2 separate regions of the Homo sapiens genome follow, and region 1 is linked to region 2. A link is a loop called in an ENCODE intact Hi-C map of the cell type or tissue named here. Cell type or tissue: ovary. All regions are shown on one strand. Links, peaks and the distances in the headings refer to the core of each region. The heading gives the core; the rest is flanking DNA.

What was found. Peaks named below come from ENCODE experiments on the same cell type or tissue, not always from the same donor. Only the 100,000 strongest peaks of a DNase experiment are listed, where the experiment ranks them.
Region 1: a loop joins it to region 2, with 2.8 times the contacts of the local background. A loop is called at or near these places in 58 of 110 quality-filtered maps.

What each region holds. Positions count from the first base shown.
Region 1 is chr6:130,316,131-130,328,686 of GRCh38, reverse strand. It overlaps LOC112267974 (a long non-coding RNA gene), which reads right to left. Exons shown (of 3, transcript XR_002956398.2): 3 at 5,185-11,017. It also overlaps a transcript of SAMD3 not described here. Among named protein-coding and RNA genes, the nearest start is that of TMEM200A, 44 kb to the left of the region's middle. In ovary, for the core only: a CTCF peak has its summit at 5,824 (motif pointing left); a DNase peak (open chromatin) is centred at 5,819.
Region 2 is chr6:130,838,002-130,850,557 of GRCh38, reverse strand. It overlaps EPB41L2 (erythrocyte membrane protein band 4.1 like 2), which reads left to right. Exons shown (of 20, transcript NM_001431.4): 20 at 9,960-11,211. Among named protein-coding and RNA genes, the nearest start is that of SMLR1, 17 kb to the right of the region's middle. RefSeq lists an enhancer at 1,440-1,579. In ovary, for the core only: a CTCF peak has its summit at 6,852; a DNase peak (open chromatin) is centred at 6,044; H3K27ac peaks cover 2,202 bases.

The DNA of each region.
Region 1 (12,556 bases), core at 2,714-10,713, 520 kb after region 2:
TTGAGGCCTAATTGATCCTAGTGTCAGCATGATGGGCTGAGGGAGGTAAGCTGACAGTGTGCAGAGTAGAGGCTGAGAGGACCAAGCTTGCTTTTGGGTTGACCTCATGTGTAGTCATCTGATAATAAAACCTCAAAGTCCAAGATAACTTGGATTCAGTTTCCTCATAGGCTAATGTGAATATACAGAAGTCCTACTCTTTTAGGTGGAGTTATGGGATTAGTATTGCCTGGGCATTGATGGCACATAAGTGGTAGCATCTTAACCCTGAAAGAGGTGGGGAAAAAGTGAATTTCAAATTGAAACAGGACCCTAGCCAGAGCCTCTAGGTAGTAGACAGAGTTTAGCCCACCAGGAAGTGAGGGTTGGCAAGTACTGAGCTGTTGTTTGGCCAAAACCAGCAATCAGAGACCAGGGCACATAGCTCCAGGTCCAGCAGGTCCTGTAATATGAATCAGAATTGGGGCATGAGTCCCAACACACGATAGGCTTACCAGGAGCAACTGTGGAAAGGGTATCAGCCAATTATCCCATGGGTCCACTTCCAGGGTCTCACATGAGATCTGCAACATTGATCAGCAGGTGAATTTCAAACCTCAGCTTCAATGGGAGACTCAGAAAGTAGACAGAAGACAGGCAGCTACAGGTAGGGGTAGAATGGACCATATCTAGAGAGTTAGAGCCTTCTTGGCTGGTCCATATTTTAATATTTTAATCCCATTTCTGGAGATAAACAATGCTTGCCTCATTAATTCTCCTGATTGGTTTGAAAAAATGCTTTTTAATTAATTTTTCATTCACTTCTTCCTTATTTTCTTTGTTGATCTCTTCACGTATAGGTTTCATCAGTCATAATATGGGTATTGTAGTCACTTCTACCTTATAAATTCTTCTGAGTATTAAAATGACAAAATGTTAAAAAGTATCTTACATTTAGCATAATGCTGGATGCATACTTCTCAATATGGTGGTTATTACAAATATTAATATCAATATCTGTTCCACACAGATTGTAAATACCAGCTGTCAATTTAGTGAGTCTCTACTTTAATCAACTTAGTAAGGCTTCATGCCAAGTTGACCATTTACTCAGTTTTAATTTTGATACCTTTTTGATGCATAAGTCTAATGGCTATTTTTATTAGATTGATTTTTATTTAAAGAGTTGTCTGGTTTATCATCCATTAATTTAGAATTTGCTAGTTACTAAATAGAGAATTTCATGTTTTTCAGTCCTAAATCTCTAATATTTAAGAGACTTACTGATATTCTAGAGAAAAATTAATGTCTTTTTAAAAGCTATAAATTTGATATTTAATGATAAATTCAATTTAGTTCAGTTCTAGAATCTGGAGAATGGTAATATCTGTTTACTGGCAGCTTTCTTTAGAATGAACTTCTTTAGCCTCTGATTTTTTTTAAAGTTTAAATTTTGACTGATGTGTTTCATGGAAAAAAATGCACATGCCAATGCTTATTTTTCATAGTAAAATTCATTGATTTATAGCTGTCCATCTGTATAAACTTCATGTCCCGGGGTTTCAAATTCATTTAAGGAAACAAGAATACAGTCTAGGAAAGGAAGGTAAAGTATTTTATAATTTATGAGGTACATACTGGGAAGAAACATGCCAAGCTAAAACAAATGCTTTCCTGTGAAAAGAAAAAGTATCACGTGAATTATAATGGAATTATTTGTTCAATGTTTGTTTATAAATCCAATTATTAAAAACCTGAAATAAATTACAATTTAAAATATAACTATCTTACAGTTAAAAATGGTATTCACTGCAGTATCTCATCTATATCCACCAGGGTAGTGCCTGTGGTTGGATGACTGGTGCAGTTTACAACTGGAGTGGTGGAGTAGACGTTCACATTATCCTCTATGGGACTAGTACCCATGCCCAGAATAGTGCAGTGCACAATGTGTACAGCTGTACTCAGTGGCCCTAGCTATGGCAGACACACTCGTAATTAGTGGCGATCCTAAATTCCTGTGGCATCCAAGTTGTTCATTCCACAAAAAGAAAAAACAAGTACAAATATTTATGGACTGCCTTCTGTGCACCATTAAAATTACTACAATGTTTAAGAAAGAATTCCTACCCAAAAGGAGCACAGAGAGAAAGCCAGACAGATGAACAGTAAAATAGAATGTGATACAAGAATTCAGTTAGAGAAATGTACAAGGTACAATAGGACAAAAGAAAGGGGGCATGTAATACAACCTGGGACTTCAGAAAAAAGTTACTAAAAAATACGTCACATTGGCTCAGCAATGAGGATGAGCAGAAGTTTGCAAAAAAAAAAAAAAAATGACCAGGCATTTCTAGAGATGGAAACATCCTAGGTAAAGTCATAGGGGCAGGAGATATCAGGGTATATGGCAGGAGACATAATCAGCTCAGTAGTATTTAAGCATACAACATAGGACAAGAGTAGAGAAACATGAGGCTAGAATTAAGGCAGGTGGCTGACATACAAATAGAGTCAGAAAATCCAAACTATAAGCTACTGCAGTAGTCCAGATAAGAGATGCTTAATGCTTAAACTAGGATCGAGATGGCAAGAGTGAAAATAAGGGGATAGATTGGATAAATATTCATCATTTATTCATTCCTCTGACATTCGTTGAGTTTTAAGGACTATGCTCAATATGCCCCTGAGTTTATCAACCAAGTCCCTGCCCACGTGGCAGATGCAGTCATGTAAGGGAGACGCATGGGAGGCAAACTTGAGGATTAAGTGTCTGACAGAATTGAAAAGTAGGCAAGTGAAAGCCAGGCCGGTCAACTTCTAGATTTTTGATGGGCAGCTGCTAGATGTGGCCCATTCTCTAAATCGGTATTACTGTGGGAGGAGAGGATGATGATGAGTTCAGGAACGGGTACATTGAACTCAAAACACTCGAACCATGACATTTAAAGAGTAATTTCAGCATTGAATTGTGCCAAAAATATAAAGAAATACATAAATCATACACAGCGTGATGCTTAATTTTGGTGTCACCTTGACTGGCTTAAGGGATATCCAGATAGCTGGTAAAGTATTATTTCTGGGTGTGTCTGTGAGGATGTTTCCAGAAGAGATGAGCATTTGAGCATCCTATTAAACAATCTTATTTTCTGTGAGGATGTTTCCAGAAGAGATGAACATTTGAATTAGTAGACTGAGTCAAGAAGATGGCCCTCACGAGTGTGGGTGGGCATCATCCAATCTGTCGAGAGCCTGAACAATAAGACAGAGGGAAGGTGAATTCTCTCTCTTCAGGAGCTGGGACACCACCATCTCCTGCCCTTGGACATCAGACCTCCAGGTTCTCCAGCCTTCAGACTCTGGAGTTTGCAGCAGGAACAGCTCACGAGGTTCGCAGGTCTTTTGTCCTCACACAGCTTCCTTAGCTCTCCTTGCAGACACCATATCAAGGGACTCTTGGCCTCCATAATCATATGAGTCAATTTCCATAATAAATCCCTTCTTACATATCTCTCTATATATAAGTTCTTTTTCTCTGGAGAACCCTGACTAACATACTACATATACATAAATACATAAAACTACAATGAGATTTCTGCTAAAGGAAAAACCTGCTCGATAGAGCTCTTGTTTATGAATGGATGGATATAGTTCTTCAGAGCTGAATTGTACGTGCAGTATTTCATTTAAGGCTCCACTGATATTTATGGCAGTAAAAAGATGTTCAATTTAAAATGACAAACTTATAATTTAAAGCAATAAAAAGATACACAAGAACCCCTGGCTCCTTGGCAAGATTGGACTGCAGCCTCACAGTGTGAGGCACCGGGAAAGAATTTGTTCTTGTGTGTAGGCTGAACCCAGACCAGTAGGCGATTGCATCTGGGCAAGATCTGTGAATGAGTTAACATTTTTCTATTCCAAAAAAAAAAAAATGTTCTCCAAAAAGTAGTTTTTGTTATTTTACTTTCAGCTGTTTTCAAGGATAATGTTCAGATTTTTTGAATTCAGGAATTCACTTGAGGTATTTAACAGATCTTTCGGCTTCTTCCCAGCCTAATTTTCCTAATAAGCAGCATTTTAACCTACTTTCTTTAAGAAAAGAGAAATAACTTCAAGGGGAAAGAAAGTAGAGTAAGCTGATACAAACACTCCAGAAAGTGCTTCACAATTTGAAAAGTGTCTAAGAATGAAACTTTATATTTTGATGGTAAAAAAAGCTAGTTCCAAAAATAATTATGCCTTAATATTACACAAATTCATTCAACCATATGAAAAATATAGACTGTCAAGAATATTCTTCACAAACATTTCTTAACAGCAAAATCAATCACAGTTAACATACTCATCATATGTATGGCTTTTGCCAAATTCGAGCAGCAATCTGTTTAAAAGGAGAAAAAAGCACTAAATATGAGTCCTCGTTTCTAATCTGAAAATAAGAGGGTTGACCTAATGATCTCGAAGGTAACTGCTAATTTAAAAAGCCTGCTATCCTAGATCAGTATTTTGAGATTAAACTAATCTTTCCAAACTAAACTTTCTAAACTTTGTAAATTATTAACAGTAATTTGCTCTATGTAAAATGTTAAGACATTTTGAAGGTTTATTTAAATTTAAAGTGTTCTATTTTGAATCATGCAAGATTGATATGTTATAAAAAAAAAGTTCCAAGATGTTAAATGCCAGAGTGTATTTATTCATTCATCCCTTGTGCATCCCATGCACACCATCATATTGAGCCATTTATTTATTCATTCATTGGTTTAAATATTTATTGAGCATATGCTGCATAGCCAGCACTTAAAAGACACTAATGAAAGGGAACCAGAAGACACATTTTCTGCCCTTTTCCCTTAGAACCTGATTGGATGGGAAATTCTTTTTTTTTTTTTTTTTTTTTTTGAGACAGAGTCTACCTCTGTGACCCAGGCTGCAGTATAGTGTCACGATCTCAGCTCACTGCAACCTCCGCCTCCCGGGTTCAAACAATTCTTCTGCCTCAGCCTCCTGAGTAGCTGGGATTACAGGCACATGCCACCACGCCCAGATAAGTTTTGTATTTTAAGTAGAGATGGTGTTTCACCATGTTGGCCAGGCTGGTCTTGAACTCCTGGCCTCAAGTGATCCGCCTGCCTTGGCCTCCCAAAGTGCTAGGATTACAGGTGTGAGCCACCATGCCTGGCCTGGACAGGAAATTCCTGAATGGTGCTTAACATGTACAGCAATAGTCTAAGCACTCATCATACAAAAAAAAAAAAAATTGGAAATTTTACCTTGCAAAATATTAGTGTGTCTTTGTCCATAATTTCAGGGAAATACAAGTGAAAGAGTGAATTAAGATACTTGAATGATGTGACTTGTCAGGGATTTGCTGCCAAGAGCATCTCACAGGGAAGCCAGGAGTGTGGATGGGTAAAGAGGAAGTAGGGATCTGGGAACTGAAAACCCCAACATAGAGGCTTCAGGGAGCCTGGTTTTTGCAAGGTCTGGGAAAGAGGTATCCGTTGTCCTGTTCTCTCACTTGTCTCTATTTTATATCTGTCTAACATTCACCTATCAGAAGAATCACTTAAAAACATTATATTTATTATGAACAGCAGACATTATTTGCTGTTTTGACTTTTTATAAAATGCTCCATGGTAACTGCTTGTAAAACGGTTTTATTTTATATGTCAATGGCCTTTGCATGATAGTCCTTGTCTGACTTTCCATCTATTATTCCATGAACATTTTCTATTGTCAACTTTTAAATGCTAGGAAAAAAACAAACTAGTGGCTTGAGAGTCAAGCCTATTCCATTTTCTGTTAACCAGCAAATCACTCCCATACTGCCACCTAGTGGGCCATAGCAGCAGCTTCCACGATTGACAGAAATTGTTAATTCAAGTAAACTCAAATTTAGGATTCTTCAAAATTTCTGCTTTTGCATTAGTTGCTTGGAATACTCAAATCATCTTAACATAAAAATGATATCATGAATGGTTGTTAGGTTTCCACCTTGCTCATAAAACCATTGATCCCACATAAAACCATTGAACCATTTGCTTTGGTTTGGTTTGGTTTTTTGAGACAGTCTCACTCACTCTGTCGCCCAGGCTGGGGTGCAGTGGTGCAATCTCGGCTCACTGCAACTTCTGCCTCCCGAGTTCAAGTGATTCTCCTGCCTCAGCCTCCGAGTAGCTGGAATTACAGGCGTGTGTCACCATGCCCGGCTACTACAATGTACTTTGAATGAACACTGTCTATGTATGCAGACCTATCTGTAGTCACAGCTCCGTGGAGATGTCTCGTGTCATCTCACTTGTACCTTCTGCTCTTACTCGTCCTACAATCTATGAGAAAATGCCTGATTCCCAGCCTTCCACTCCAGCCTTGATGCCTCGACCTGTACTCTGGCTTGGGCAGAAAAAGAACTTCCTTGGGGTCCATCTCTCTCTCTCTCAGCCTGCTGCTGGTTCCTGAAGCTGTGGCTCAACCAAGAACCAGATTCCGCCTCTGTCCCTGTCCCAATTCTGGACTAGCCTCCATTCCACCCTTGCCTGGCCCCTTTGGATGCCTCGCTCCAGCCTTGCCTCTCTGATGGCTCAGTTAAACCCTCACTAATGAGTTCCCATAGTGATTTTCACCCTGTGGCTGGATCAGGCCCTCACAGCTCCTCTTGACCAGAGAGGTAGTTGTCTTCTCTGCTTATTCCTCCTTTCCAAATATTTTTAAGTGTATGATGAATTAGTAGTGTGTTTGCCTGATCCTAGGGAAAAAGGGACACAGTAGCTTAAGGAATTTCTCATTCTTCTGGTTTTCTGTGATGGCCTCTGTCCTTGAGTTGAGGTCTGAATATATGTAGAATATATCTAGCTAAAAGGAGCCTGCCTTATAGTCTAGACTTTTTTTTCAAATTTTATATAAAGGTGTCAAATATGTAATGGATATATACGTAGCTTGGCCAGGCAGTGTTTCGGGCCCTAGATATAAGATGCTGTTCTCATCTTATTTTATTGGGGGAATGAGAGACAGACAGCAAGTTAGCACATATATAACATATAATAATACTTTGAATGATGAAAAATGTCTTGAATGAGAAAAAACAAGGTAAGAGGACAATGAGTACTGGGAATTGTATGTGTCAGTGGGGATATTTTACATAGTTTTCTAAGGAACACCTCTGGATTAGTTGTCTATGGCTGCATAAAAAATTATCCAGAGGTTTAGCAGCTTAAAATAACAAACATTTATTACTTCGCCATTTCCATGGGTCAGCAATCCAGGTGCAGATGAACTGGGTGCCTGTGAATCAAGGAGGTCTCTCACAAGTCAGCCATCAGGGTTGGGGCTGCAATCATTTCCAAGCTTAACTGGGAGAGTATCTGCTTCCAAGCTCACTCACATGGCCAGTGACAAGCCCCAGGTGCTCACTGGCTCTCGATCACAGATATCAGTTTCTTGCCTTATAGGTCTGTCCGTAAGGCAATTGACAAGAGTTCTAAGAAAGATAGAATGAGAAAGACTGGTACAGAGCATGAAAGATGTAAGCCAGACTCTTTTTGTAACCTCATTGTGGAGGTGGCATCCTATCACTTCATTGCATTCTATTTGCTACAAGTGAGTCACTAGGTCCAGCCCACACTCACCTAGTAAATACAAGCAGGCAGAGATCATTGGGAGTTATGTTAGACAAAGTGATATTGGATGAGAGGCTAGAATGAAGTAAGGAGCAAACTCTCTGGGGAAGCATTACCCATGTCAAGGGATCAGCAAATATGTAAACCTTGAGACAGGCACATTCTTGATGTGTTCAAAGAACAGCAAGATTTGCTTGTCTGGAGCCCAGGAAGCAAAGGAGAGAAGCACAGAAGATGAAGTCAGATATACCTGGAAGGTAGACATGGACCTGCTGTGTATCACTATAGATCAGTGTGTAATTTTAAGAATTTTATATAAATGGAATTAGACATTTATATAAATAATAATCAGCATAATTGTTTTGAGATTTATCCATGTTCTTGAGTATATCAATAATCCATTCCTCTTTATGTCATTGATTGTAACACTGTTAATCTATTCACCTGTTGATGGGCATTTAGGTTGTTTTTAGTTTGGGGCCGTTACAAACAAAGTTGCTATAAACATTCATGTGCAAATCTTTTTATTTATCTTGGATAGTTACATGAGCACGCAATACCTGAGTCATACAGCAGCTATATGTATCTTTTTTAAAACTGCCAAGCTGTTTTCCAAAGTGGCAGGACCATTTTCCATTCCCACCATTCAATGTGTGAGAATTCCAGTTGCTCCACATTCTCCCCCAACATTTGATTTTTAATTTTAGCCATTCTAATACGTGCATAGTGACATTCTTTTGTGGCTTTAGTTTTCCTTTCCTCAATGATTAGTGCTATTTAACATTTTTTCATCTACCTACTTGCTATTCATTTATCTTCTTTGATGAAGCTTCTGTTCAGATTTCCCCCATTTCTTTTTTTGAAGAGGAAAGAGTTGTTTGAGTTTTGAGAATTCTCTGTATATTCTGGATCTGAGTCTTTTATTAGATATGCGTTTGATATTTATTTCCCATTTTTTCCATTTGTTCTTTATTGCCTTTTTCCTTTTACTGCCTTCTTTTGGATGGATTGAATAGTTTGTATTATTCCATTTTCATATTCTCCACAATTTTTTAATGTGTTGGGGGACGTGTGTGTGTGCATGTGTGTGTGTGTTTATTTTTTTCTCTTTGCAATTCATTTTGGAAACTTTTTATTGATCTGCTTCAAGTTTACTGATTCTTTTCTTAGCCATGTCAGGTCTACAATTATTTCTAATTTTCCCCTTCTGGGTATTTTTTGTTTATTTGTTTTGCTGCTGCTTTCATGCATTTTACTTCTACATGTTAAACTTACACATTAAAACCCCACAATATTTGGTTTTTAATTCTGCCTCAAGCCATTGATTATATTTTAAAGATATTTAATAAGAAAATTCTCTATATTTTTCTACATGCCATTTCTTAATTCTCTTCATTATTTTGTATAGGACCAAATTTCCATCTAGCATCATTTGCCTTATGCTTGAAAGACTTCTTTCAACATTTTTTGTAGGGCAGGGTCTGCTGGTGATTAATTCCTTTAACTAATATGTACCTTCATTTTTGCAAGATGTTTTCCCTGGATAAAAAATTACAGGCTGAAAGTTTTGTTTTTGTTTTTTCAGTATTTACTGATGTTGCTCCACTGTTGTCTAGTTTGCATTGTTTTCATCAAGAACTCTGCTCTCCTCCTTGTCTTTTTTCCTTTGTATCTAATGTGTCTTTCGCTTCGGGCTTTTAAATTTTTCTTTTTTTAACTGGTTTTAAGCAATTTCATTATAACGTGTCTTTGCATACTTTTCTTCATGTTTCCTATGCTTGGAGTTCTTTAAGATTCTTAGACCTGAGGTTTATAATTTTCATCACATTTGGAAATGTTTTTAGTAATTATTTCTTTCAAATGTTTTTCTGTCCCTCTCTCTCTTCTCCTGTGGGGGTTCCAAATTCTCCTGTATTAGTTTGCTTGAAGTTGCCTCACAACCCACTGATGCTTTATTGATTCGTTCAGGATTTTTTCCTTCTTGGATAGTTTCATTTGGGATAATTTCTATTACCATGTCTTCAAGTTCACTCATCATTTTTTCTGCAATACCTAATCTGTCATTGATCCAGTCTGTCTTTTTATCTCACACATTATAATTTTAACCTTAAGAAATTCGATTTTTGTATCTTCATATCTATAACTAACAGTTCAATCTTTTCTCTAGCTCCATAAATATATGGAATATCTATGTTCTGTTTTAATAACAGAACTAACAACCTTATCAATAAGCTTAATGTCTTCAATAACTGATTATCCATGTAATTTCTGGGCTAATTTCAACTAATTATTCTTTACCAGCTTGTGGGCCCTGTTTTCCTGTGTCTTTCCATGCCTATTAATATTTTATTAGATGGGCTGGGCACAGTGGCTCATGCCTGTAATCCCAGCACTTTGGGAGGACAAGGTGAGCAGATCACTTGAGGTCAGGTGTTCAAGACCAGCCTAGCCAACATAGTGAAACCCCATCACTACTAAAAATACAAAAATTAGCTGAGCATGGTGGCGTGTGCCTGTAATCCCAGCTACTCAGGAGGCTGAGGCACAAGAATCACTTGAACTCAGGAGGTAGAGGTTGCAGTGAGCCGAGATCTCACCACTGCACACCAGCCTGGGCGACAGAGTGAGACTTTGTCTCAAAATAAAAAATTAAAAAAAAAATTTTTTTATTAGATGTCAAACATTGTAAAATTTAGCTTCTTGGGTGCTGCATATGTATTTTATTTCTATAAATATTCTTGAGCTTTGTTATGGGAGATAGTTCATTGGAAAGCATATGATCATTTTGAGTCTTGTTTTTTTAAGCTTTGTTAGGCAGAAACAGAGCAGTGATAGTCCAGGCCTGACTTTAGCTGTACTAATGAGGCAAAATTCTTCTGAGTACTCTACTCAAATGCCCACTGAATTATGAGGCTTTCCATTCTGGCTGGTGGGAAGAAGTTCCAGTTGCGGCTCCATGTGAGCTCCAAGGATTTCGCCTCTAATCCTTTAGATTCTTGCCCCCAGCCTTGGGTGGTTTCCTAACATGCATGTGTTGATCAGTACTCAGTTGAATACTTAAAGACTCCCTACAGGTCTGCGTAGTTTTCAATCTATGTAGTTCTCTCTTTTCTGGCATTCTACTCTGTGGCCTCTAGCCACCTTGGCCTTCCCGGTCAATCAACATTGTCTGCTTACTCTGAGAATCTTACCCTGAGAATCTCCTTACTCTGAGAATATAGGCCTGCAGCCTGAATACTCTCTCCAGGCAGTAAGCTGGGACACTATAGGGCTTACCTTGCTTATTTCTCATCTCTCCAGCATCACTGTCCTTTGTTGCCGGCACACAATGTCTTGAGAACTGCTGTTTTGTATATTTTTTTCCAGTTTTCCAGTTGCTTCCAGTGGGGAATAAATCCTGTCCCTGTCATTCCATCTTGATCAAGAGCAGAAATTAAAAGTGCATTTTTAGAACAGCCATTCTACTTATTCTGCCATTTATCTATCTACAAAAACAACTCATCCTTTAAGTCCAAATATAATATCAGTTTCTTTGTATAAGACTTTCCTGACATTCCCAGTATTTCCTAATGAACCCTATTACAGCATTTATCACAATGTATTTTAATTATTTGGTTATATGTATATCTCCTCTGTTAGGAGAGATATACATAGTATCATATATCATAATAAAATACATGCATTTCTATTCCCAGTGCCTAGAACAATAAGTAACACGTAGTAGGCGTCCAACAAATATTTTATGGATGTTCTGTGAGCTCTTTGTGGTTCTTCTTTGGAAAGTTCTCATGAACTGGCCATCAGTTCATCTAAATCTGGAATGTCAGCCTTCCCATCAGGATTTTAGGATTTTAGGAAAGCGTTGGGCTCCATCACTGCCTTCTTTCTCCCACTCCCTTATCACCTAGTTGCTGACAGGTGTTCAGGAAAATTATAGCTAATAGTAATCATAAGAACAGTAAGGCAAATAGCTGGTGGTGCCTACTAGTACATCCAAATTGTAACTCAGGATTTCTCACTGGTCCATCTGCATTAAATTCTAAAAATCCACAGACCAGGAGTCAGAAGGCCTGATGTGCAGTCTGCTCTGTCACCTCCTGGCTGTACAAACCAGAGCTGTTAACCAACCTCTTAAAGCCATTTTGTGGTCAAGAAAATGGGAATGATAATAATACAGGTTTACAATATTTTGTCTGCAATTTCAAAATCCTAAAAGCTGTGAAAATCAAATCCTTTGTCATAACTCATCTGGCATCAAAATCTGACCTATATGAAATGAACTCATGTGAAGCTCTTTAACACTTTTATTTGATCCCATTATGATCCCTCAGACCCTCCTGGGTATAGTGTATAATGTATGCTAAGGCCACCAACATATCTTTCTAAAAATTGAAAAATTCTAAATTCCAAAATCTGACCCCAATGCATTCACCTTAATAGAGCATACACTTGGGCCAAGCATTTCCTAAAAGGGACTGTGGTTCTTTCCCTACCTCATGGGGTATTTGTGAGGTGTAAGGATAACATAAATTAAAGCTCTTATCATAGTACCTGAATGCAGTAGGCCCTCATGAATTCAAGTTATTATTATTTTTTAATTATAAAAATTTTTAGCCCAAAATACATTTTCTCAGTTCTTCTGGAAAAGCACAAATAACCTATAGCACACTCTTCTAGCAATGTACTCAAGTTTTCTATTCCCTTTCTCTTCTTTTTTCTTTTTCTCACATTTTCTTATCCTTCCTTCCTTTCACTCTTCCTAATATTCCATTCTTTTTTTTTTTTTTTTTTTTTTTAAGACAGCCTTGCTCTGTTGCCTAGGCTGGAATGCAGTGCCATGATCTCGGCTCACTGCAACCTCCGCCTCCCAGGCTCAAGCAATTCTCCTGCCTCAGCCTCGCGAGTAGCTGGGGTTACAGGCGACTGCCACCACACCTGGCTAATTTTTGTATTT
Region 2 (12,556 bases), core at 3,017-11,016:
CACACACCCCCCCTTTCCATATAGGCTGATATTGTGATTCTTGCTTTTTCCTCCACTTAATAGTACTTTATAGTTATTGGTCCTTGTCGTTACCTCATCATTTTTCAGCAGCTGTTGAATGGATGAGTGATGGTTTACTTAAATAACCCCTATTAATGGGCATTTAAATTACCCCTCAGTTTTCACAATTATTACACAGCTTCAAAGATTATACTTGTTTGTACATTTTTGTATGTTGATCTCATTGTTTCTCCAGGGCAAATATGTTTAAAAGTGGAGTTGGTATGCCACGAAGGTTGTTTTTTGTCTTTGTTTTTTTGAGACAGAGTTTCCCTCTTGTCGCGCAGACTGGAGTGCAGTGGCACGATCTTGGTTCACTGTAACTTCCGCCTCCCAGGTTCAAGCGTTTCTCCTACCTCAGCCTCCCGAGTAGCTGGAATTACAGGCGTGTGCTACCATGCCCAGCTAATTTTTGTATTTTTAGTAGAGACGGGGTTTCCCTATGTTGGCCAGGCTGGTCTCGAACTCCTGACTGACCTCAGGTGATCCACCCGCCTTGGCTTCCCAAAGTGCTGGGATTACAGGCATAAGCCACCACTGCTTGCCCACCAAGGGTTTTTGACATATTACCAAATTGTCCTCCTTAATGGTTCTGCAAACATAGACCGCCACTAGCAGTTTGTGAGCATATGTTTCCCCACAGCCTTGGCAACAACTAAACATTATTAAACATTAAAAAAAAGCTTTGCTAGTCTGATCAGGAAAGAGCATTTGTTTCTCCCTTGTTTAAACTGTGAGGAAAGAACCTTCTTTGTGTTTTTTCAATGCTAGTGAAGTTGGAATACATGCATACATATGCTACACACAGGGACAGACACACACATATAATTTGCATTTCTTTTGGTTGCCAGTTTGTGTCCTTTGTCCATTTTCCTATTCAGGTGTCTATTTTTTTCTCTTATAGAGATTAGTTGAATGGACGCATGATGGTTTACTTAATCCCTACTAATGGGCATTTAAATTATCCCTCAGTTTTCACGGTTATCACACAGCCTAGTAACTTGAAAAGATGAGTAACTAATCTTTTCAGATTAAAGTTATTAACCTCTTAGTCACAAATGCTACATTTTCCCTCCAATTTAAAAAATTGGCACCAAAAGTGGGGAGAGGGGCAAGACAGAACTGACCGCTTAGAGACAAGCAGGCCATATCCACAGTTTTGTTTTTTGTTTTGGCCTAAAGGGTATATCTTAGAATTTGAATCAATTATTAGTGCTTAAACATTAGAAGATAGTCAGCAATTTTAGAAAAATCAGAAGCTCTGATGACATTGAGCCTGCTCTCCCTGTGGTTACTATGCTGGAGCTTAGTAGGTGTGGCCAGCATCAGGCTGGGAGGAGCTCTCTAGGTCACCACAGTGCTACTGCCTGTCATATCCTGTCTTTATGTTGAGGCCCTTGGGGCCCAGTCTCCTTATGCATATATGTTACCCATCTGGCCTCTGACCGTGTTGGGGTGGTGGTTATGACTTTGTTACCCTGTCCTAGGCTGTGTTTGAGAGTCTGGAAATGTAAAGAATATTTAATGTTAAACTGCCTGTAGAGCATCTTCGTGTCTCTCCTCTAACCTTCTTTATAAGGAAATAGGATCCTAGACATTAACGTAACTGTCATAGGTCACCTGTGCTAAGTATAGATTGATTTATCTCAAGGCTTTTCTGTTAGATACCCCAGATACCAATTGTTTAAACATGTAAATTTTGTGGGTGGCATCAGAGGGGAATTTTACTATGGCAACTAATTAACAAGTTTGTGTATGTGTGTGTTTTTGTAAAGATACTCCTGTCCTTACGAGGATTACAGTCCAAGGACATATTGATGCTTTCTTGCATCAAAATAGTTGAGTTAGCATTAGAGCACATGGAAGTCTGGACCTGTTCTGTCCAGTATGGTAGCCAATACCCACTTGTGGCTATTGAGCACTTGAAATGTGGCTAGTTCAAATTGAGATATGTTGTAAGTATAAGATATTTACTGGATTTCAGACATGAGAAAAAAGTAAATTATTTCTAATTTTTAAATTAATTACTTATTGAAATAATAATTTGGATATATTGGGTTTAATAACTACATTAAAATTACATATACATGTTCCTTTTTATTTTTTGAAATGTGGCTTCTAGAAAATTTACATATGTGGCTCACATTCATTGCTTGCAGTATATTTCTCTTGGACAGTGTTGATCTGTGGAGGGTAGGAGGGATGAAGTGAGAGGACAACCTTAAACTAATATGGCACGATGCAGTTTAGATTCTGTGTGTGTGTGTGTGTGTGTGTGTGTGTGTGTGTGTGTGTGTGAGAGAGAGAGAGAGAGACAGAGAGAGACAGAGACTGTTAGGGGGCAGGGAATAGTGTTTTAAGCTATCTTTATTTAACTTTGAGGAAAAGTGATTTTTTTCCCATGTTCCCTCAGATAAAAAGTGAGAAAGTTGGGTCTAGAAATTTCTTTTGATTCCCACTAACCTTCCTTTTTTCTAAAAGATGAAAGCTTTGTTAGTTTGTATTTTTAAGCTCTTATTTGATGCTACAGAGAAATGTTTTCTCATTACTACCCATCTTATGAACCTAAGTGACAAAAGCTCAGCTCTAATAGAGTATACTGAGTGGAGCCTGACCATAGTTCATTTGTTATTTAAAAGAAGCTTTAAGATTTTGTAGAACGCTTTTATATCAAATTCCCAGAAGATTTGACCTAGCAGAGTGAACCAGAAGACCTTAACAGCTTTAGGGCCGGCACTACTACTTTTAGAAACTTGTGTTACGGCTTCAGTGATTTGAGGAAACCAGTTTTTTAAAGAAGTAAGAGTCCTCATGGGATATCATAGATATAGTTAATCAACAAAAGAGAACAGAAAAATGAACCTGATGTTTTTCTACTTAAACAAGAAAATTGGCAGATGAGAGTAATGGTAAACATGGGAATTAGTGCTTCTTCCTAAAGATATAATGCAATTCTGTTGTTTTTTTTCCCTGCCGTTTCCTCAAGCTCTTATTCTTCAGTCTTACGTTACAAATTAGTCCCTGATACTTTCACTTCTGGATTCATTAATCTATATTATGAGCCTGTTATGTTCAAGGGACTATTATAGTTGTGTGTGAGAGGGGAAGGCATAGGAACATGCATAAAAATAATGTTCAGGGCACAAAAATAGTATATTTGAAGAGAAGCCTAGATAAAGGGCTGTGGAAGTTGACAGGAGAAATGCTTCTGATTGGCCAAACAAGACAAAGCTCTCCAGAAAGGTTGCAGGAAAGCTCCTCTGTGCAAAGCACCAAGGGCAATCTGGATAGTTGGAGATTGGGGAGGGAAGAAAGAGCACATGGGAAAACAATGGGAAGGATGTCGGGAAAAGCAAACCTCCATCGTGGTTATGTATAGAGTTCTCAGCACAGCTGGAAACATTTGTTGAAGGCAAATTGCAGATGGTCTTACATGCCATGTCCTTTAGTAATATGAATTTATCAGTAGTGTGTATGATTGACTGAAAAGCTTCTAGATTAGATGAAGTACCCTGTAAAGAAATCAAGATACTGGTTCAGACAGTTAGTAATGGGGATACTGAACTGGACATCTCTAAGAGTAAGATTGAATTTAACTTGGAAGCAAAGCCAGGAGTAAAATATCATAGGAACATCTATAAAAGTTAAATCCGATATTTTTTTGCTTTTCAGTCAGATGAAGCTCAGTATCTTTATTACTATTTGAAGTAAAGTTATATTAGCATGTAGGCCTTTGAGAGTAATACAGTTCATTCAGAGGACACAGGGCTCAGGAAGGTCAACCCAGTCCCAAAAGGCCTGAAGATGGGACTTGGGCCTTAAAGGACCCACAGAAGAGCCTCCTAAGAAGGTGGGGTCTCCAAACAGCATGAACATGTTCCAGCAAACCAGGAAAAGCAAAAGCATTTTGCTGAATTATTTGTAGAACAGATACTGTGCTTCATTTGACTGCAGAGAAAAACACTGGATTTAATTTCTCCCTGTACTCAGCAGATACACAAATATCTGTGACAGAAGAAAACGGCAGTAGTTTAGTGATAGCAGATTGGACATAAGCAGTTCTCAAACTGAATGGTCTCAGGACCACTTTATACACCTAAAAATTATTGAAGGCCCAAAGAGATTTTGTTCATGTGAATTGTATCTATTGAAATTTATCATAAGTCAAAACTGAGAAGTTTTATAAATATTTATTAAGTTAAAAATCATCACATAGTGAAAGAAGTCTGTCTAGAAAGACTATATATGTTGTATGATCAAACTGTATGACATCCTGGAAAAGGTAAAATGATGGAGACAGTAAAAGGGTCATTCGCTGCCACTGATCTCCTCAAGAGTCTTAATATCGGGAAGCTATCAAGCTCATGGTGGCCAAAACACCATTTTCCAAATTCTAATGTTCACCTAAAAGCTTGCATTTTATCATTGGCAACAAGTACTGTCAATTGTTTCTCTTGAGGCGACAGGCTCAACTTCATTTTCAATAAAAGGTTTACCTAGTATCCAAATTGAATAACATCCCTTGTCTGTCAGTGATTCTCTCAAGTAAGAAAGGTGGTTGATGAAAAAGCAGCTGCTTCAACTCACAGTTCAGACATTCCCATAGATGCTTTTCCTCTAGACATTGTTGTACTTCTGTATGCAGCGGGAATGGCGTGTGCATACTTCCCATTTCATCACACAGAATATTAAAAAGATGCACTCAGGCTTGAGATGTAGGAAAATTAATATTTCTTCTGTGTCCTCAAGGACTTCCTTAAGTGAAACTGTCTTCTCTATTTTACTGCAAGTGCACACTGGTAAAGAATAAGGTGCCAGGCCAGGCCTGGTGGCTCACGCCTGTAATCCGAACACGTTGGGAGGTTGAGGTGAGAGGATTGCTTGAGGCCTGGAGTTCGAGACCAGACTGGGCAGTATAGCAAGAGCTTGTGTCCACAAAAAACTTTTTAAAAATTAGCTGGGTGTGATGGTATGTGCCTGTAGTCCTAGCTACTTGGGAGGCTGAGGCAGGAGGATCCCTTGAGTCCAGGAGTTCAAGGCTGCAGTGAGCTATGATTGCACCACTGCACCCCAGCCTGGGTGACAGAGCAAGACCCTGCCTCTAAAAAAAAAAGAATAAGGTTACCTCAAATATAGTTTGATTCCTCTGCTTCGACTTATGTAGGCTGAGCTGCCAGTAGATTTACTCACCATTATTTGTTTACACCATTGGTGAAAATGCCAACACACTGAAAAGGACATAATGTCTTAGTATGATAATGAAAACAGTTTTGACTCTATGGTCCCCTTAAAGAGACTCAGCAGTCCTCAGGGGCTGCAGGCTACACTTCGTGTATATTTTAATGGTAATACAGACATTTTAAGAATTGACTTTTTTCTGGGTTTAACCAAATGGAAATTTAGCATGCTTGCATTTTTGGCTCTGGGATTTTTATTTTATTTATTTATTTGTTTATTTGAGACAGTCTCGTTCTGGCAGCCAGGCTGGAGTGCAGTGGCATGATCTCAGCTCACTGCAACTTCTGCCTCGTGGGTTCAAGCGATTCTCCTGCCTCAGCCCCCCAGTAGCTGGGATTACAGGCGTGTGCCACCATGCCCAGCTAATTTTTATGTCTTTAGTAGAGATTGGGTTTCGCCATGTTGGCCAGGCTGGTCCCAAACTCCTGATCTCAGGTGATCTGCCCTTCTCGACCTCCCAAAGTGCTGGGATTACAGGAGTGAACCACCGTGCCCAGCTGATTTTTATAATTTAAACAATGGAAATTCTGTTTAGAAATTAAAATCAAATATGCAAATTGAGGATAAAAGAAGAATAAAATGAAAAGTTCAGCATTTGAAATAACTGTCAAATCCATAAAGTATCATATTTAAAATTTAATTTTACACCTGAGTGCACAGAGTTCATTTTTGCTTAGGAAATGCAGTGTCTTAAGACAGTCTTGCTCTGTGGCCAGGCTGGAGTACAGTGGCACGATCCCAGCTTGCGCAACCTTCGACTCCCAGCTTCAAGTGATTCTCCTGCCTCAGCCTCCTGAGTAGCTGGGACTACAGGCGCCCACCACCATGCCCAGCTAATTTTTTTTTGTATTTTTAGTAGAGACGGGATTTCACCATGTTGGCCACATGGTTTCACCATGTGAAACCCCTGACCTCGTGATCTGCCTGCCTCAGCCTCCCAAAATGCTGGGATTACAGGCGTCAGCCACCATGCCCAGCCTTAAGTAAATATTTCATTCCCGTTTTCAGAATATTTGATTATGTTATTGCTCTGTGGTAATTGAATGTTCATTAATCTGAAGAAATGTTGTTTTCTTGTATTATTTGCATTGTTGTATTATCTGGGGGAAAACCACATTTTTGCATTTTTATTGAGACTTCTCTCTAGATGAGTGCTGTACCACTTAAAGGCAGCATTGCTAGTATTTTCTGTCAAATGCTTTTTGAAATCAGTTTACTGAGTCAATTTCTGGAGTAGAGCACTCAAGATTGAGATCAATACATGAGCCCTTTGTCTCTAGAAACTCAAAGATTGTGCTTTTCGGGCAAGATCATAGAACTTGTATGTATGGACTTTTTTCACCACTGCTCATTGGGTGCACTGAGAGGGTAAATAACTCTCTGATCCCTCTGTGAGTGCTTAAGACAAGGCATGCAACCAACATATATCCTTGAAGAACTTGAACATAGAATTACTCCTGTGATTAGATGAAATTGAGCCACATTGATCTATTCTCACATTGGCCAAAAGAGGGGGACATAGACTAAGGAATGTGACTATAGTAGTTAGAATGTTTACTGACATTGTATAGGCCAGGGTGGAACAGTGACACTTGGAAACAGAACAGTGGTATGAATGCTTTTATTTTTGTTGACTTCACCACAATTCTAATACATAAAGTATAATCCATATGCTTAACAGCTATGATCTTACCCAAACTCAGGATGAACCTGTGATAGTGTAAAAGTGAAAGCAGGTTGAATTAATGTCTATAATTAATGCCTGCCAATTTGTATTGACAAAGATGCCCAGACTTCTATGAATATGAGTAGAATTCAAGCTTAGAGAAAGAAAAGAATGTTCTTGAAACTTTTACAGCTTTTACATGAAGAGCCATTGCCTAGTTTTCAGTTTGGTTGGAATATGTAATAAATCATTTAGTCCCAAATTCTAGCCTGTAAAAAATTGTCAGATATTAAGTTTATTTCTCACAGACACCTGCCAGAGGACAGAAAAGTACAGTATTTCTGATGCTTATGTAGCAGTGACATTGGTGATTCTGTCTTTATCTTTTCTCTTTTCTAGCTCAAAAGCTAACTGTTTAGTACTTAGGAACGTATTTCTACATGTGTTTAAGTGCAAGAAACAGTCAAAAAAGATAAGTGGATATGTAAATAAAGTCTTCGTACAATAAGTTACTTCTTGTTCATCCACGCCAATAAGGAACTGGGATGTTTTGACACAATATCTAATAACTCAGAGTTAAACTTGATTTACTGATTTTTAAAGAATGAGAAAATAAATAAGTTTTAACATTAAAATGGCAATAAAATGATTCTGAAAGCTGTTTGGAATCCTAAGAGCACATGAAGGTTATCATTTATAATATTCATTACCAGAAAAAAAGTTTATTAATGGAAATAAATTACATTTTGAGTTTATTTGGGTAACTATGTCTTTTTCTCTATATTTAGCTCAGTAAATGTTGAAGTTTTTTGAGATCAAGATCCCTTCAATTCCAACATATGCTTAGTTTCCTGTAATAACTTTGAAACAAGTTTAATTTTAGCTTTTCTTTACAAATTTATGACTCATTACAAAGTGAAATTTTTATTTTTGATGAAAACAGATGCAAAGCAATAAAGTGACATAGGGCCTAGAGAAAATGGAGACTAGAATCCTAAACATTGTTCTCTCTGTAGGTTTTCAGGCCCTGATAGCATCAGGGGTTTGTTTTTTTAATAACATAAACTAGGCAAAATGGCAGCTGTGTTCAACAAATGATGCATATTTACTAAACAAAGCAAATGGAAATACCAGCTCTGAAGGAACAAGAACAGGTTCCATGACTGAAGGTGTCATATAACTGCCAAATCCAATTTGATTGGTAATTGTATCCATTTCCCTTCATCATCCCCCACATTTCTTTTCATAATTACTAACCTAAAAAAAGACTTTCTATTTTCTCCATTGATTTTTTTTTCCCCCAGCCTAGAATCAAACAGAAGTACTAATGAGTAATGAAATAACCTAAGGCAGACAACAGGGTAGAAAACAATGAAGTTGATTAATCAATCTGTCCTGAATAATCAAGAGGCTTTAATATTATCTGTGATAAATCTAAATGGTAGGAACTTTTTTCATTAAAGCAAGACTTAATTTTACCTAACCAAAAGAGTGTACATTCTAATTGACTTTGGGAGCAGTGTCTCTTGGAAAAGACGTTAATTACCACTCTGCACTGTCCTTTGTGATTACCTATCATTTGCCAAAACTTCCAACCAAGTTCAAATATAAAATGAAACAATTGCCACCTTAAAACCCTTTTCTCTTTCAGGGCCATTGCACCATCATGGGTTTTTTAAAAAGTCTTCTCCACTTACCTTTGATTGTGGACTTCTGCAAGACTCTGTGGCTTTCATTTATTCCTATGCTCACATGAGACTTAGTTCTATCTGTTGGTTTCACTTATCCCTTGTTCTGATGCCCAAATCTATATCCCTAGGTCTAATGCTTCACCCAGGCTGTAAGCCTTCATTCTCTCCTTTTTTTGAGGTCCCAGACTCCAAACCTTATCATCCTGTCTTATACTTACTTCTTAACCACCACACTCTGATTATTCTCCTTAGTGGTGCCTCTCAAATTTCTCTCCCACCTGATTTCTGTGGTGACCACTCAAGTCTGGGTCCTGGCCATCTGGCAGGAATGCCTGACATTTGTCATCTTCCTCATCCAGCTGGACTCCTGCACTGGTCTCCTGACTGTTGTTCCTGCCTCTACTCCTTGCCGGCTTCAGCTTATTCATCACACTGAAGCCACAGCAGTGTTTTCAAAACGTAAATCACACCATGACAAACCCTTCCTCAAAACCAAAGAAGAAACGATCCCAACCTCCTTTCCTGGGCTTATCATGCCCTGCATGACTGGCCAACCCCAAGTTCTTTGACCAGTCTTCTATCTCTCTGTGGCTCTTGCACTCTGCCCTGGACCATTGTAGTAGATTGCCAACTGGTCTTTTCGTCCAAATGTTTTTTCTTAATTCATTTTTTTTTTTTTTTGGTCAATTAGATCAAGCTGGTACTTCTCAGTCTATTAAAGAATAGACCTAATATTTTGTACCTTTATTTACTACTCACTATACCAATGCTCAACTTTAGTAATGTCCCTTTCTTCACCGTCCTATTCCTTCCATTCGTTTCTGCCTCCTCCCCCAACATACATCTTACTGTCATAATACTGTGTACTTCTTCACCTCCATGCCTCTTTCCTCATTGTGTTTTTCCACCTGAAGCACCATTTCCATTCGTTTTAGCACAAAGAAAATAGACTTTGACTTTCCCTTTCCCTGAGTATAGCTTTAAAACCTACCTTGGTTTCTGTCTTTAAATTCTTACATATGAATTGTCTCTGTTTTATGCTAATAAATTCTTTTGCAGTGAACTCTTATTTGCCAGTTGCTTCTAGCGTACTTGTCAATTCTCCAGGTATTTTAAGGCCCTCGAGAGTGGAATAGTGTCTCATGCTTGTCTTCTGGTAAACATACTATTTAATGTAAGACTAGGCAGACAGTAACTGTTGATTACTTGATTGAAAACTTGATGAATGTTACTTAACATTTTTTTCAAGCCTGTGTTTTTGGAATATTTAAGCCTTCTGTTTTTTTTTTTTTTTTCTCTTCTAGAAAGTCATTTTTTAAACAACACTCAACTTTGTGAACCCCTGAAGATTTTTTGACCGTTCCAAGTCTTAATGCCACACCACTATTCCAGCGAATTTATGCTACAACTGGTAACAATGACCAGAAGCCTGAAGAATTAAAATGCCAACACCAAACCTTTCCTTACCAGCTCTGGTCTATATTGCTCCCATGCATTTAATATATTATTTTGTTTTATAACCACTTCTAAATATTCTCAGTTCTTTCTTTTTGTTGTTGTTAATTAAGGGGTTTTGGTTTTGTTTTCTGTTTACTTTGTGTGCAACTACCTGCTTTTAATGACTCACTTTGATCAAATGACAGTGAACAAAGCCAGCCCAAGCTGGTAAGGTGCTGTTCACTTGAACAGGTGCTGTTGCGCAGAAAGGAAACTCTGTGACTAATTTAGATAGTGGCTTTCCTTCTTCTGGATTCTTTTCATTGAATTCTCACAGTAAATATTTACGGAGTTTTCAAATTGCAGCAAATATACTGTATGAGAAAATATTAATACAGATTAAAAGCCTTTCTTACATCTTGAAAATTTTCTAATATTTGAGAATTTCACAGGGATGTTTTTTATATTGGACCCTTTTGACTTTCCAGTCCTGTGACTTTCTACTTTTAGTAGAGAGTCAGAATCTCTGGACTGGAGAATAATGAAGAAGTTCACTGACTGTGCACTGTGCTTAGAGACCCTGCCGCACCACAGTGCCAATGCTTGTCAGACACATGCCCTTCGGCAGCATTCCAGAACAGGAGGGAAGAGAAAGAGAAAACTTTCTTCCCTTCTACTAAAAGATTCAGGCAGCTTAAAACCTTAGTGCTTTCTTTCTTAACATACCCACATTTCAATTCTTTCCATTATTTGAACACTTGGGTAGAACTCTTGCTTTGTATTAAACCTCTTTGTCTACACATGTAAAACTTACCTTTTGTTATTGAGCAGGCCTATCTCTTTCAGATAGTTTTATGATTCACACAGGTTTGAGGATGCTGGGGAGAGGGGGAGGGGGCTGTGGTGGTGTTCTGTTGGTTACAAGAAAGTTATACCATTTAAAGCTGGCACCAGAGACCCGATAGGGACTTATTAACTATATTGAACATTTTTTCCTTTGCCTTTGACCCTATGTATAGTTACGATGCCAGATTAGATTTATAGCAGCCTCAAGTTGTATTAAATGATATTTTGCTTCCTGTAATACTATTATAAAATAAAGTTTGTTTATTCTCTAAACTTGTCACTTCTCTTTTTCTAAAGGGTTAAAAAAACAAACTTGAGTGATATTTTTCATCAGAAGTCTTAGTATTTTGTGAAAAGTAGCATTTCAAAATCTGTTTTCAGCTCTTCTGTAATTTGATGATGCTGCCAACATCACTATTTGAAACGGTGAAAGCGACGTTGAAAGTTTGTAAATCTAATGTTGAGAGTGCCAGATTCCTTCTGCCTGGTTACATAATCCATTCCAGCTTTTACGAATTCTCCGAGGGATATTTTTGCTTGTTTTCTTTGTGCATTTTTCATTTTGTTTTCAGGAAATATTTTAGCTGTACCATCTGAATCTTGCTCCTCTGCTTCATGTCCTTCTTTACTTTGTGTCCACTGGCCCTCTGTATATCAGGCAAACTAGGCCACTGAGGGGCTGCATCCCAGTCTGATTGGGATGCTTTCTTGTGAAACTTTTGTTGGGGCACACCAGGTTATGGTGTTATTATAGAGCAAATAACCAACAGGGTACATTTCTTGTAAAGTGTTATATAGAATTTTTTTCTCTAGTCATTTAAAGTAAGTACATTAAATACAATTTGCATAACTGTCGTCTTTGAGATCTGTTTCCACTAAATTATCTCTCGCCTTGTGAAAGGCCTTTCTCACTTTCTCTATAATTATTACAAAAACAACAACTCCCTGGAGAATCCGATTCAGCAAGCCAAGCCTTAGAAATATTGTGGAACCAAATGTGATTTTGCAAATGTATGCCTCATCAGAAAGTTTGTATAACACTCACATTGAAATCATAGGTTGCGCTTCCCTGGGTGTTTTGAAGACCATATTTGCAGTGACAGGAAGAAAGTTTGTCTTCACAGGTCCCATGGACTAAGAAAGGTGGTGTGCGGGGATTAGGGCTCGGTTTTATTTAGCTGAGACAGCAAGAACAGGGTTTAGGGTCCTGGGGGCATTGAGAGAATCTATGGGAATTAATACCCACAGAGCCACTTGAAACAATGTTTATACTTATTCCCACCTGTAGCTACAGGAGCAAGGCTGTCTTTTAAAAAAATATTTTGTATTATAAAGTATTTCTCTGGCTGTTATAATCTCATCTGGTAAATTGGGCTAAATGATAGAATAAATAGGAAAGTAGATCAAACAAGGTTTTGGAAATTGGATTTGAAAAATTTGAAAAGTGGAAAGAATATTTTTAAATCCCCAATCTGTTTGATGGTAATTATACATTGGATGGTATTTTTGAATACATGTTTTCTGCTGTCTTCTGCTTGTCACTCACATGTTAGACTGTATGTCATTGAATACATTGTGATAAATTCAGAGGCCTCTTCTGACTGGCACACCAATTACA